2 separate regions of the Homo sapiens genome follow, and region 2 is linked to region 1. Evidence: read pairs that join two places in POLR2A ChIA-PET (ENCODE). Cell type or tissue: Panc1. All regions are shown on one strand. Links, peaks and the distances in the headings refer to the core of each region. The heading gives the core; the rest is flanking DNA.

Evidence for each region. ChIA-PET counts read pairs that join two places held together with the same protein. Peaks named below come from ENCODE experiments on the same cell type or tissue, not always from the same donor. Only the 100,000 strongest peaks of a DNase experiment are listed, where the experiment ranks them.
Region 2: POLR2A ChIA-PET joins it to region 1 with 5 read pairs; 4 of 35 experiments call an interaction of 5 or more read pairs at or near these places.

The regions. Positions count from the first base shown.
Region 1 is chr7:48,075,177-48,082,540 of GRCh38, forward strand. No RefSeq gene overlaps it. Among named protein-coding and RNA genes, the nearest start is that of UPP1, 10 kb to the right of the region's middle. In Panc1, for the core only: no CTCF peak of the experiment used is centred there; no DNase peak of the experiment used is centred there; H3K27ac peaks cover 2,312 bases.
Region 2 is chr7:48,144,960-48,152,323 of GRCh38, forward strand. No RefSeq gene overlaps it. Among named protein-coding and RNA genes, the nearest start is that of ABCA13, 23 kb to the right of the region's middle. RefSeq lists an enhancer at 1,653-2,293. In Panc1, for the core only: no CTCF peak of the experiment used is centred there; no DNase peak of the experiment used is centred there; H3K27ac peaks cover 4,932 bases.

The DNA.
Region 1 (7,364 bases), core at 1,315-6,314:
CCAGGTGCAGTGGCTCAACCTGTAATCCCAGCACTTTAGGAGGCTGAGGCGGGTGGGTCACGAGATCAGGAGATCGAGACCATCCTGGCTAACACGGTGAAACCCCGTCTCTACTAAAAATACAAAAAAATTAGCCAGGCGTGGTGGTGGGCACCTGTAGTCCCAGCTACTCGGGGGGCTGAGGCAGGAGAATGGCGTGAACCCAGGAGGCGGAGGCTGCAGTGAGCCGAGATAGCGCCACTGCACTCCAGCCTGGGTGACAGAGCGAGACTCCATTAAAAAAAAAAAAAAAAAAAAAAAAAAAAAAGAAAGGGGACTCAGAGGAATCTGACTCAAGCTTGGTCAAAAAAAGAGAGGCTTAGTCACTACCCAAATTGATCTATAGGTTTGATACGATCTCTATCAGAATCCCAGTATGTTTTGTTTTATTTTATTTTTTCGCAGACATAGATGTGTGTGTTCTAAAATTTATACGAGCTGGGTGTAGTGGCTCACACCTGTAATCCCAGCACTTTGAGAGGCTGAGATGGGAGGATCACTTGAGCCCAGGAGTTTGAGACCAGTCTGAGAAACATGGTGAAATCCTGTCTGTATAAAAAAATTAAAAAATTAGGTGGGCATGGTGGCACACACCTGTGGTCCCAGCTACAAGTGAGGCTGAAGCAGATGGATTACTTAAGCCCAGGAAGTGAAGGCTGCAGTGAGCCATGATCGCACGGCTGTACTCCAGTCTGGGAGACAGAGCAAGACCCTGTCTCAAGAAAAAAAAAGTATATGGAAAGGGATAGGCCTTGGAATAGCTTAACATCTTAACAAAGAAGAATCTAACAGGAAAATCACTCTACCCTATATTAAAGCCTAGTATAGTGATGAAAAGAGTACAGTATCGACAGAAGAGGGACAGACACACACACGACTCGAACAGAATAGAAAACCCAGAAACAGACCCACACAAATAAGCTCAACTAAACTCTGACAAAATGCCAAAGCAATTCAACAGAGAAGGATAGCCTTTTCAATGAATGGTCCTACAGCAACCGGATATCCATAGGCAAAAAAAAAAAATCATCTTCACCCAACCATCACACCTAAAAACAGACCATAAACTTAACTGCAAAGAAGAAAACTGTTAAACTTTTAGAAAAAAACATAAAAGGAAATTTTCAGGATCTAGGGCTGGGAAGAGAGTCTTGACAACAAAAGCACAATTCACAAAAGGGATGATATATGAATTAAAAATTAAAATCAAATTGAAAATTAAGGCCAGGCATGGTGGCTCACGCCTGTAATTCCAGCACTTTGGGAGGCCAAGGCAGGTGGATCACTTGAGGTCAGTAGTTCAAGACCAGCCTGGCCAACATGGTGAAACCCTGATTCTACTAAAAATATAAAAATTAGCCAGGCATGGTGGTGGGCACCTGTAATCCTAGCTACTCTGGAGGCTGGGGCAGGAGAATAGCTAGAACCCAGGTGGTGGAGGTTGCAGTGAGCTGAGATCACGCCACTGCACTCCAGCCTGGGCAACACAGCAAGACTGTGTCTCAAAAAAAAAAAAAAAATCAGAAATTTTTAAAAATGCTCTATGACAGTTCAAATATATGAAGAGGATAAAACGACAAACTAAAACAGGGAAAAAATATTTGCAAACACGTACTCAACAAAAGACTGATATCTAGAATATACAAAGAACTCTCAAATCTCTACAAGAATAACAATAACAACAACAACAGAAAACCCAAACCATTCAATTAGAAAATGGGGAAAAGATATGAACAAATATTTCACCAAAGCAGATATACAGATGTCAATAAGCATCAAAAGATGCTCAACATCGGCTAGGCGCAATGGCTTACGCCTGTAATCCCAGCACTTTGGGAGGCCGAGGCGGGTGGATCACGAGGTCAGGAGATCGAGACCATCCTGGCTAACATGGTGAAACCTGTCTCTACTAAAAATACAAAAAATTAGCCAGGCATGGTGGTGGGTGCCTGTAGTCCCAGCTACTTGGGAGGCTGAGGCAGGAGAATGGCATGAACCTGGGAGACAGAGTTTGCAGTGAGCCGAGATCGCGCCACTGCACTCCAGCCTGGATGACAGAGCGAGACTCCATCTCAAAAAAAAAAAAAACAAAACAAGCTCAACATCATTAGCCACCAGTAAGGGCAAATTAAGACCACAATGAGACACTGAAACATCACTGCACATCCATCAGAATCCCTAAAATTTTAAAAAATGACAACATTAAATACTGGTGAGGATGCAAAGAACCTGGATCTCTCATAAATTGCTTGTGGGAATGTGAGATGGAGCAAGGACACCTCTCTTAGGGACCTGCAGTTCCCCCATCCTTCAAGCACAGCAATAAAGGAAAATCCTGAGTTTCTTCAAGGGAAATTCTAGGCATGTAGCTGGCCCTGAGAAGTACATAAGCAACCTGATAAGCAAGAAGGTAACTGTAGCTTAGAACAATAGCCGAGGAAGCTAGAATCACAGGATGTTTGGTTCCCCTACAGAAGCTAAAGATAATAGCTTCACATATGTCCCTGAGTTGTTTTTCAGGAACCCAGACCCCTACCAAATGGATCTGCCAGCACATAGACCTCAGATAAGGGGAACTGGGGACTGAACTCTTGACTATCATTCTTCATTTTAAATTTTTTCCTGAGGGGTCTGGAGGAAGTCACAGCCATGAGCCAGAAGTAACATTCTTTGCTGACCCCAAATTTTAAAACAAAGCTTCTCTTCCCTAGCCAGTTGGAAATCAGAGTATCTTTGAATTAACCTGTGACCTGAAAGCTCCCATTTCATAGCCCATCCTTTAGGCCAAAACCAATGTGTGACCTCCATGTATTGATTTAAAATTTTGCCTGTAGCGTGTGCTTTCCTGAAATTACCCCTGCCTTAAAAACGCCTTACCTGGCTGGGTGTGGTGGCTTGTAATCCTTGCACTTTGGGAGACCAAGGCGGGCAGATCACCTGAGGTCAGGAGTTTGAGGCCAGCCTGTCCAACGTGGTGAAACCCCGTCTCTACTAAAAATACAAAAATTAGCCCCGCATGATGGCAGGCACCTGTAGTCCCAGATACTCGGGAGGATGAGGCAGGAGAATCACTTGAACCCGGGAGGCAGAGGCTGCAGTTGGCTGAGATTGCACCACTGCACTCCAGCCTGGGTGACAAAGCAAGACTGTCTCAAAACAAAAACAAAACAAAACAAAACAAAAAACCCTTAGCTGATAGGCATCAGGGAGCTCAGGACTTAAGTGTGAGCTGGCTGATGCTCCTTACTTGGTGCCTACAAACCTCAGTGTGGATAACTGGTTTTCCCATGCCAGGTGAGTGGACTCTATTTCAGTTAGATAACAGATATAAAACATTATAGCCACTCTGAAAAATAGTTGGGCAACTTCTTATAGAACTAAACATGCAATTACCATACCACTCAGCAAGTGCACTCTGGGCATTTATCCAAGAGGGAAGAAAAGTTGTTGCTGAGTTGTATGGTAATTGCATACATGAAATTTCATGCCAGCTTTATTCTTAATAGCCTAACACTGAAAACAGCCTGGATGTCTTTCAACAAGTGAGTCGTTAAACTATGGCACATCACACCATGGTATATGGCTCAGCAATAAAAAGGAATGAACTACCGATACACACAACATGGGTGAAAGTCTGAGGAGTTATGTGGAGTGAAAAAAGCCAATTCCAAAAGGTTACACACTGTATGTTTCCATGTATGTAACATTCATGAAATGGTAAAATTTTAGGAATGGAAGACAGATTAGTGGATGCCAGGCTTAGGGTTGGAGTGGGTGAAGGGGAATTGGGGGTGAGATGGGTGAGCTATAAAAGACCAAATGAGGGATCCTGAAACTGCTGAGGATCTTGACTGCGATGGTATCACACTGTGACAGAATTTTTTTTTTTTTTTTTCCTTGAGACGGAGTCTCGCTCTGTCACCCAGGCTGGAGTACAGTGGCGCGATCTCGGCTCACTGCAAGCTCTGCCTCCCGGGTTCAGGCCATTCTCCTGCCTCAGCCTCCTGAGTAGCTGGGACTACAGGCACCCGCCACCATGTCCGGCTAATTTTTTTTTTGTATTTTTAGTAGAGACGGGGTTTCACGGTATTAGCCAGGATGGTCTTGATCTCCTGACCTCGTGATCCTCCTGCCTTGGCCTCCCAAAGTGCTGGGATTACAGGCGTGAGCCACCGTGCCCGGCCTCACTGTGACAGAATTGTATAGGACTAAATCCAGCACAAAATGAGTACCAGAAAAACAGGAAATCTGAAGATTGGTGGATTATGTTAATGCCATATCCTGGGTGTGACACCCTCCTATAGTTTTTCAAGACATTACCTCTGAGGGAAACCAGGTTAAGGAGTACAAGGGATCCCTCTGTGTTATTCCTTAAAACTTCATAATCAATTAAAATGCAATTTAAAAAATGCAGGGGTCAATGGGCTAGAATTTCAGGAATAGGGCTCTAGAAGAACTGGGGTTCAGGGAAGGCTATCTGGGAGATGACCTTTACGTTGAGACCTAAATGAGGAAGGAAGAGAAGACGCCTGCAGGGTGAGTGAACACTGAGTGGAAAGGCGTGGAGCAGCAGCAGGACATGTTCAGAGAGCAGGAAAGGAACCCATGGGGACAGCTCAAGGCACCTGGATGATCTGACAGCACTTGTCCTCTCACAGATTCCTGGACATTTCCACACCACATGCTTTTTGGCTTCCTAAGCCAAAAAGCACTTCCAGAAAATGAACAGTGAACCCCTTAGTAATTTATATCAGCACACCTTTAAGGGTCATCTCTGCCAGGGGTCCCCAATCCCTGGACCATGGATCAGAACCAGTGCATGGCCTGTTAGGAACTGGGCTGCACACCAGGAGGTGAGCAGGAGGTGAATGAGCAAAGCTTCGTCTGTATTTATGGCCACTTTTCGTTGCTCATGTTATCACCCAAGCTCTGCCTTCTGTCAGATCAGGGGCAGCATTAGATTCTCATAGGAGCATGAACCCTATTGTGAACTGTGCATGTGAGGGATCTAGGTTGTATGCTCCTTATGAAAATCTAATGCCTGGTGATCTGTCACTATCTCCCATCACCCCCAGGTGGGACTGTCTAGTTGCAGGAAAACATGCTCAGGGCTCCCATTGATTCTGCATGATAATGGATTGCATAATTATTTAATATTTCATTATATATTACAATGTAATAGAAATAAATGAGCAATAAATGAACTGTGCTTGAATCACCCTGAAACCATCGCCCCCATACCCCCACGTCTGTAGAAAAAATATCTGCCAAAAAATTGAGGACTGCTGATCTATGACAACATAGATGTAAGATTTAACCAACCTGAAGTTTTTAAAAAAGCAGGGATATAGAAGGTATCTCAGGGCACTGAGTAGTTTTTTTTTTTTTTTTCACCAGTCGAAGTTTAATAATTTCAAGATATACTGAAAACAAAGGCAAGAAACACTTAAAATGATAACAATTCTCAAACTCAAAGTACTGTTTGTAGACATCAGATCTAATGAGGTCACATCACATTAAAATGTTATTAAATAATTAGCTGTACAGGCAATATTCTAAGTACTTTACAAATATCAACTGTTTTAATCTTCTTAAGAACCCTGGGGGAGAGGCACTAATATTAATACCATTTACAAATGAAAACACAGAGACAGAGAGATTAAGTTAATTTACCAGCTGTCACACAGCTAATAATAAATGACGAAAGTAAGACTCAAATTCAGCAATCAATGGTTTGATCCCCTGCACTTTGCTGCATCTCGGAGTGACTTCTGAGGCTCCTGTAGCCAGAAAGGGGCAAAGCAAGGTATAGAACAGAGATTTGACTTCCATTGTCTCATGCTCTTTCCATAAAATCATCTGGTCAGTTCAAATGTTCAACTAGTGTTAGAAAGACTAAGAAATTCTATGTGGTGGACTAGTCAATTGTCACAAGCAAAAACAGCAAAAGAAATATAAAGTATTCCTGAAATCACAACTTTATGTGATATGATTAAACTATGATATACATTTAAATACCAACAACAGAATTCACAAACTAACATATAGAATAATTTTAAGTGAAGTGGCTCATTTTGGGTTAACCCCTTGCAATCAGCTCACGTGATGTGAAAAAACAATATAACCACAACCCAAATTAAACCAAAGAAGAGCTTTCACTGATATGAAGCATTGTTTTTGTTAAGCCGCACTACAGCAACCATACCCACACAAACAGAACTGACATATACTAAAGACTTTACCAATAATTAGCAATGAAAATATTCATGATGTCTTCCAGCAATTTAAAGATACATCTTCTAAGACAAACAATAATAATCAGTGTATGTGCAGCTTTTAAATAGTGATTTCATCTTTATGAAAGTTATAACCTCAACCTTTTAATGTTGTGTTTTAAAAAAATCATACATTTACACTTCCCTACCAATGAAATTTGACTTTTTAAAGACTATAGTTAAAATTTCTATGCTATTTACAAGGTAGGATAATAGTTTGACATTCAGTTAATCAAAAATATTATGTGTTCTCAAGCATCTGTAAATTTAGAATATTATAGGCTGAACATATTTGTAGAGAATTCAAACTACCATTATTTTATTAAGAACATTAAGTGAAACTTGAAACTTAACACATGATAGATCTTTACTTGTATCACTTAACTTATACTGAGTATTTTAGCAATTACATTTTTATTTCCAGCAGGTAATCAAGAATACAGATTTTCGTGGCATTGGTGGTAGAGTGGTGATCATAGCTGCCTTCTAAAAATGCTGATTTTTATTTATCTTATAAATGCGCAAAACGTTTTGGAGAAACAAAAGCAAATTTGAAGTGAGTAAAACTTAACAGTTAACACCAGGTTACATAGCTGGTTAATGGCAGTCCTTGAAATACCTAGCTCAAATCTCAAAATCAAACAATTGCATGGGGTAAGAAATAGAAAGCTTTCTACTCCTTTGTTCTGTTTGTTATGCTGCTTCCCATGCCCAGAAAACATGCAGGGAACCAAGATAATGCATTCCCAGAGCTGCCTCATCAGAAAAATGAAAAAGCTTTACCTTGTCTTCAAAATGGCTGGTAACAGTACAGCCCCAATTTATTCATTTTTCCTTATGCTTGTTCTCTCCCCTACCAGGTACACCTAAATACTGCCTCTTTTTTAAAAAAATTAAAAATCTGCAATCCTTTTAATCCTAGGAGCTATACTAGTTTAGAAGTTTAAAATAAAGATGTAATGAGGAATTTGGTGTCCTAACACCATGAGTCATAGTGATACAATAGCAATATCACCTTTACTATGAAGAATACCTGAGACCAAGCCTAGG
Region 2 (7,364 bases), core at 1,398-6,397, 70 kb after region 1:
TCACTGCAACCTCCAACTCCTGAGTTCAAACGATTCTCCTGCCTCAGCCTCCCAAGTAGCTAGGACTACAGGGGTGTGCCACCATGCCCAGCTAATTTTTGTATTTTTAGTAGACATGGGGTTTCACCATGTTGACCAGGATGGTCTTGATCTCTTGACCTCTTGATCCACCTGCCTCGGCTTCCCAAAATGCTGGGATTACAGATGTGAGCCACCACACCTGGCCATAAACTCTGCTTTTTTTTTTTTTTTTTATCTTGCCCAAATTCCTATCTAAGTGGTCAGGGGAGTCATGCCCTACAAACCATAAATTCTCATCAGATTGGTTTTATTTAATCCTATGTATTGTGACTTACTTTCCAACCTACTCTGGCATAACATTATGAGACAAGGAACAAAATCAAAATATTTTATCCCAAAAACATGTTTCTTTGTCACATTTTGAAATGGCCCTGCAAGCTGTCATTTGTGGGGAAAATTTGCCTCTGGAAAGAATATCTATTAAGATAAACAGACCTTTTCCTTCCAGGCCCTTCCAATTCTGAATCAGTTAACTAAGAGTCTCACACCTTTTAAAAGGTCTTAATAGGAAGCATTTGTCATCTATTGTTTCTAAGGGCAGCTGCTATGAGACTTCAAAAGAGTCTTGGTCTCCACAGTCTTTTATCTTAACCTGAACATTTCCTTTCTATTGATCCCAGGTCTTTAGACAAACTCAACCAATTGTCAATCAGAAAATGTTTAAATTTACCTATAGCCTGGAAGCTGCCCAGACCCCACCACCGGATTCGAGTTGTCCAGCCTTTCTAGAACAAACCAATAAGCCAATGTATTTCTTAAATGTATTTGATTGAAGTCTTATGTCTCCCTAAAATATATAAAATCAAGCTGCACCCCCGCAACCACCTTGGGCATATGTTCTCAGGACCTCATGAGGGCTGTGTCATGGGCCATGTTCACTCATATTTGGCTCAGAATAAATCTCTTTGAAGATTTTACAGTTTGACTCTTTTCGTCAACACTCAGGATAAATCTCTTCAAATATTTTACAGAGTTTGACTCTTTTCATCATCAGTGTGTTCCACTAATCCAGATGACTGGGGATGACTGGCACAAGGAAAATGTTGTAGAACGGGCCATATTTCACATGCTGACTGGATTGTTTGTCCAATAAAATGAGTGTCCCATACACTCATAAAATAAGTTCATTTGAGAGAAAGTCCCAAAGTTGAAATTATTTTTTTCTAAGGGAATTTTACTTATGGCCAAAGGTGATGGTGGTAGGCGAATAAACTCTAGTTGCCATACCTCCTTTCATGCGTGTCCATGTGAAGAGACCACCAAACAGGCTTTGTGTGAGCAACATGGCTGTTTATTTCACCTGGGTGCAGGCGGGCTGAGTCCGAAAAGAGAGTCAGCAAAGGGAGATAAGGGTGGGGCAGTTTTATAGGATTTGTGTAGGTAAAGGAAAATTACAGTCAAAGGGGGTTTGTTCTCTGGTGGGCAGGAGTGGGGGTGGCAAGGTGCTCAGTGAGGGTGCTTTTTGAGCCAGGATGAGCCAGGAAAAGGACTTTCACAAGATAATGTCATCACTTAAGGCAAGGACTGGCCATTTACACTTCTTTTGTGGTGGAATGTCATCAGTTAAGGTGGGACAGGGCATATTCACTTCTTTTGTGATTCTTCAGTTACTTCAGGCCATCTGGGCATATACGTGCAAGTCACAGGGGATGCGATGGCTTGGCTTGGGCTCAGAGGCCTGACACCTCCAATCAGCCTTTAAGGAAAACAACCTTGATAACTGTGTAAAGGTTTCCACGGATTATGTTTTGGGCAGGGATTTTTACTCACACAAAGGGTGGGTTCAATTGCTTGGTGGGTGACAGTTCACTTGAAGTGGCATTGATGTCTGGGGTAAATACCAGAGGTTCGTTGTCTCACAGGAGGGAAATCAAGGACGTGAACATACAAAAAGTGAGTTTAAGAGTGGAGGTTTAATAGACAAAAGAAAAAGAAAAGAGAATTGCTCTCTTTCTTGCAGAAAGAGAGGAGCTCCTGAGTGGGTTTTCTGGACCACTGCATAGTGCATGGGGTCTTATAGACTGGCTTGAGTAGGAAGTGTCTGATTAACATGGGGCCAAAAGATTGGTTGGACCAGGTGTGCCATTTACATAGCATGCAAAGAAGATGACCACCCCACCCTAATCTTTTATTATGCAGCTGGGTTCTCTACCTGGCCAGCGCCCTGTTGTCTGCTCCTTACTGCACACATGGTTGACAAAGAAAAGAGAAGATGTTGGGAAAACCAGCCCCACACCACCCGGTGGGTACCCTGAGTCCAGCGGAGGCAAAGGAGTTAGAAAGAGACAGAATAAGAGTTTAAAAGGCAGGTTCAGGAGACCTGAGTGTCAGAGGCTTGCTCATGGCCCAGAGTTCTCGGGCTCCACCTAATTTATTGGTTTACAAGCTCTTTGTTCTTAGGGCAGATGGGAGGGGGAGGAAGGGATGAGGAAAAGGATTAATCAGTGAAGGAGAACTCTTGAGTCATTCAATAAGATGTAGAGCAGTGGTGGTTTCTGTGAATTTCCTGAGCAAAGGCATGTGTCTAAACTACTAAGATCTTTAAGTTATCTGGACTGAAATGGGTGGGAGTGGGTTTCAGGAGGAGCCAAGATGTTTGATTATACTCCACTGCTTCAAGGGAGTGTTATCTCCCTGAGCAACCTGTGGAATGCCGCGGAGCTGTTATGCTCTCGGGCATAAAGACATGAAGGCAATAAGGAGACTTTTCTCCTCAGAGGCCGCCCATGGCTCCCCCTGGGTGTCTCACACAGGGGAGACCAACTCATCTGGCACCCTAGAAACTCTCTTTCCCACAGAAGATGGAGCCACCATGTTGAACATGCCTAGCCCCCAGGTAGCCTTTTCCTATTGGCACAGCTGCTGACATTCACCTGTGCAAGCTCCCAGCTTGCTTATCTATGTTTGCAGCTCGATTTTACAGGCTGCTCTTTGTTAAAAAAAGAAATGATTTGGCCGGGCTTGGTGGCTCACCAAGGCTGAGGTGGGTGGATAACTTGAGGTCAGGGGTTCGTGACCAGCCTGGCCAAACTGGTGAAACCCTGTCTCTACTAAAAATACAAAATAATTAGCTGGGTGTGGTGGCATGCGTCTGTAATCCCAGCTACTCTGGAGGCTGAGGCATGAGAATCCCTCAAACCCGGGAGGTGGAGGTTGCAGCGAGTCAAGATCATGCCACTGCACTCCAGCCTGAGTGACAGAGAAAGAACTTGTCCAAAAAAAAAAAAAAAAATTGGGGGCTACTTTTTATTAAAAGGAATACCTTACCAAGGATTCTTACCCTCACTATCTGCCTAAATAATTTCTTTTTAACTCCTGTGTCACAATGACCACAACCAAGGAGGATTTAACAGGGGTTTTGTTATTTGTAACAAGTAAGGAGGACACCAGGCATAGTTCCTAAAGCAGTGCTTCCCTGAGCGATGGTGGAAACAGGGCTTTTACTGGGCTGGTGAGCTGAGTCATTGTATGTAGAGGTAAAGTCAAGTCAGTGCAGGTGCAGTTGCTAATCATGCTACTACACACATCGCATGTATAGGAAAAGTTGAGTAAGCTCCTCCCTGGGTGAGGATTTTAGTATGGTAATGAGGGGAGTTCACTGAAGTTCATTTCCAAATCTAGCATCTCTGGATCCAACTGTTTTTTGTTTTTCAGGTGCTGGGCTTCTTCATGGAATTCAAGGTGCAATAGTTACAAGTGGGTAGTTTTTCACAGTGCTACCCCAAAACTGGGGACCCAGGGTTACAATGCGGCAGCACTTGTACTTCTTATGAGCCACAGTTGGACCGAGTTTCCTATTATATTGTTTGCCCCAAGCAATCAAATGATTGGGGCTTCAAAGAGTTAAATCTTGCATATAAATTAAGAAAGATTACTATAATTTGATTGGGAGTATGGGTAGACCATTTGGTCTATACCATAGCCCAGTTTCAGAGGAGTGTGTTCCCCCTTTTGTTTCCCAGTTTTCTTTTTGTTTTGAAACACCCTTGGCAATGTAAAGCATTGAAGTGCTAGATGTTACTTTTACAAGTCCTCAGAGTGTGCATTATGTAACTGCTTGCCTCCTCAATCCTGTAATCCTTCCCCCTGTTTGTGATGGCTTTCACCCTTCCTTCCTTTTCTTCCTTTTCCTTTTCTTCCTTCCTTCATTCCTTTTCTTCCTTCCTTCCTTCAGTCCTCCCTTCCTTTCTTCCTTCCTTCCCTCCTTCCTTCCCTCTCTCCCTCCATGCATTCTTCTTTCCTCTCTCTCCCTTCCCCTCCCCTCCTCTTCCCTACTACTCATCCTTTCCTTCCTTTCCTTTTCCCTTTCTCCTTTCCTCCCTCCCTTCCCTTTTTTTTAAAAAAAATGGATCATAATATATTTTTCTGACATTTAAACCTGTAACTTAAAAAATTTTAATAATTAAAAAGTTATATCTGTAAAATGTCTCTAAACTTTAAGCAATTGCTGAAAACTTCAATAGCATTCAGTCTAGCAAAAATTTTGCAAAACTGGAAGGATTTTTCTCATTTCATAATATGAAAAGCCAAAAGAATTCACTTTGTATCTAATTAATATATTTAAATTAAAATATACTATAGAGCCAGAATATGAAATAGAATATTAAGAAAAAGTACCAGCTGGTTATTGAGAAGTGAAGGAAAAGGTCACTAAACAAATTGTGTAAACTCTAAAGTGATACAGATTAATAATGGAAAGAGTACCACCTTAATGGGTCTTAATTTTCTTTAAACAAATGAGAAAATGAAGAAAAAAGCGTGTTTTAAACAACCACCATTGAAGCAAAACCAATTCTATTGTTTCAAAAGGTAGTTATCAGCTTTCCATGTCATACGAGCAGAAATCCACCCTCAAGTCAGAGATTTGATCTGTAGTTACCCTCAAGACAGCACCACCATAGTTTATTCATTTCACAGTTTTTCTTTTCTTTTTCTTTTTATGAGACAGAGTCTCACTGTGTCATTCAGGCTGGAGTGTAGTGGTGTGATCTCCACTCACTGCAACTTCTGCCTCCTGGGTTCAAGTGATTCTCCCATCTGTAGCTGGGATTAGAGGTGGGTGACGCCACACCCAGCTAATTTTTGTATTTTTAGTAGAGACGGGGTTTTGCCATGATGGCCAGGCTGGTCTCGAACTCCTGGCCTGAAGTGATCTACCTGTGTCTGCCTCCCAAAGTTCTGGGATTACAGGCATGAGCCACCATGCCCAGCCACATTTCTCAGATTTTCTAAAGCAGATCTTTTATGACTAATGGGCCAGTCCTGCCTATTATCTAGCTGTTTGCTGAAATCATCAATCCTTTGATCCTTAGCAATCCTTAAAAGATCAGACTGTCTGAGAACCACTGGAGTTGACAGGGATGTCCTGCAAAGGGGCTGGGGATAAGGGAGAGAGAGGGTCATGTCAGAGTCCAGAGTTTGCATCATTGCCTGCTCTTTAATAGTAAGTGAGCTCTGTTTCCAGAGCCTCAGTTTACCTCAGGTTTCCTGAAATGAGAAAAATGTTCATGCCCGTATCGGCCTTGCAGGGTCATTGTGAAGATCAAGGAAAATCATTGAATAAAAATTATTTGTAGACTGTTTGACAAATGGAAGCCCACACAGGGCTCCCTTGAGTTCTGTGAAGATGGGTACCTCCTTTCTCTGTGGTCTGGCAGTACCCTGTGTTCTCCACTATTAGAGAAAACCTCATCATAGCGTAAATATTGAAATCTTCCCTTTATTAAATTGTGAGTTTAAGGAGAGAGGACAACTTACCTTTGTAACCAGTGCTTAGTAGAGTGTTCAGAACATAGGAATCTATTTGATAACAGTTTGCCAAATGGGTGTGAGCAAGTCATTCTCAGGATTTAGCTGCAAGATATTTTTATTTAATGTCACACAAAATGAATCCTATTCTTGCTAATCTCCAAATAATCACAATCTGAATGGCTTGCTTAGTGATAATTTTATTCATGTAAGAATTATTTATCATATGGCATAGAGGATGTTGTCCCTGGGGTGGGGGTAATTACTGTGGAAAGTAAATGACTCCCTTATGCTTTTTGCCTTTGGGATTGAGTTACCTTGAATCACATGGGATTCAGGTGTGTTCCTGCCAAGCAATTTCACTGCCCTGCAGGGGAGCTCGAATTAACAGGAAAGAGTTGAAGCAATTAGTCCAAAACAGTGATTCTCCATGTGTAGCTCTGAAAGAACAATGTAAATATTACTTGAGAACTTCTTAAAAATGCAATCCTTGGTCCTCAGACCTAAGAAATTAGAAAGTCTGTGGATGGAACTGAGTAATCTATGGTTTAATCACCTGCAAGTGATTCTGATACCCACTTGTGTTTGGGAACAACTTCCAAAACCAAGGAAAATCCAGCGAGTTCTCTGTTAATGAAGGTTCTTACCATCTCATGTAGGATGGCTTCATCTCCAGGTAACCATCCCAACTTTGACTGACTTCACAATTAAGAAGTTAATTATGTCACATTACAAGGGGTCCAGATGGAGAGTGGATTCAGAATCAGTGTGGTGTTGGACCGGGCCCCAATCCCACTTCTCTGTGGTTCTCCTCACTCTGCCTTCCTTTGTGGATTGACTTTGTTTTTGTGCTTGGTGAATGGCCATGGCTGTTACAGATGTCACATCCAAAACAAAGACATCTCGTCTGGTGTTCTCTTCTCAACAGTTAGGAAAACTTTCAGTGAAGCTGCAGTTGAACACCTCTTCCTATGTGTTTTTTGGCAAACATGGAGTCACGTGGGAACTCCTGTACCAGTTCTATGGAAAGAGGTGGATACTACTTTGACAGATCAGTTGAGTTTTGATTTTTAATCTGGATATTCAATTCTTCTCTGTGAGTTCCATGTGTGTGAGAACTGGTCACCAGAACAGGAGAAGACTGAAGCTCTGCCTGCAAGTCTTGTTTTTGTAATTTTTTTTTTTTAACATACAGTTCACTTTTTTGGATTTACTGTTCTATGACCCTTTTAAAAAAACTTTTTATTTTGAACTAAGTATAGACACAGGAAGTTGCAAAGATGATATGGAGGGATCCCATGTAACTTTCCTGCAGTTTCTCCCAGTGGTTATATCATATGTAACTGTAGCATAATACCAAAATCAGAAAACTGACATTAGCACAATGTGCATGTACAGTTCTGTGCGCTTTTATCACACATGCAGATTCATCTAACTGCAATCAGGATACAGAACTATTCTATCACCTCAAACATCTCCCTTACGCTAGCCCTTTTTAGTCATGTGCAACACCCCCATTCCTAATCCCTGGCAAC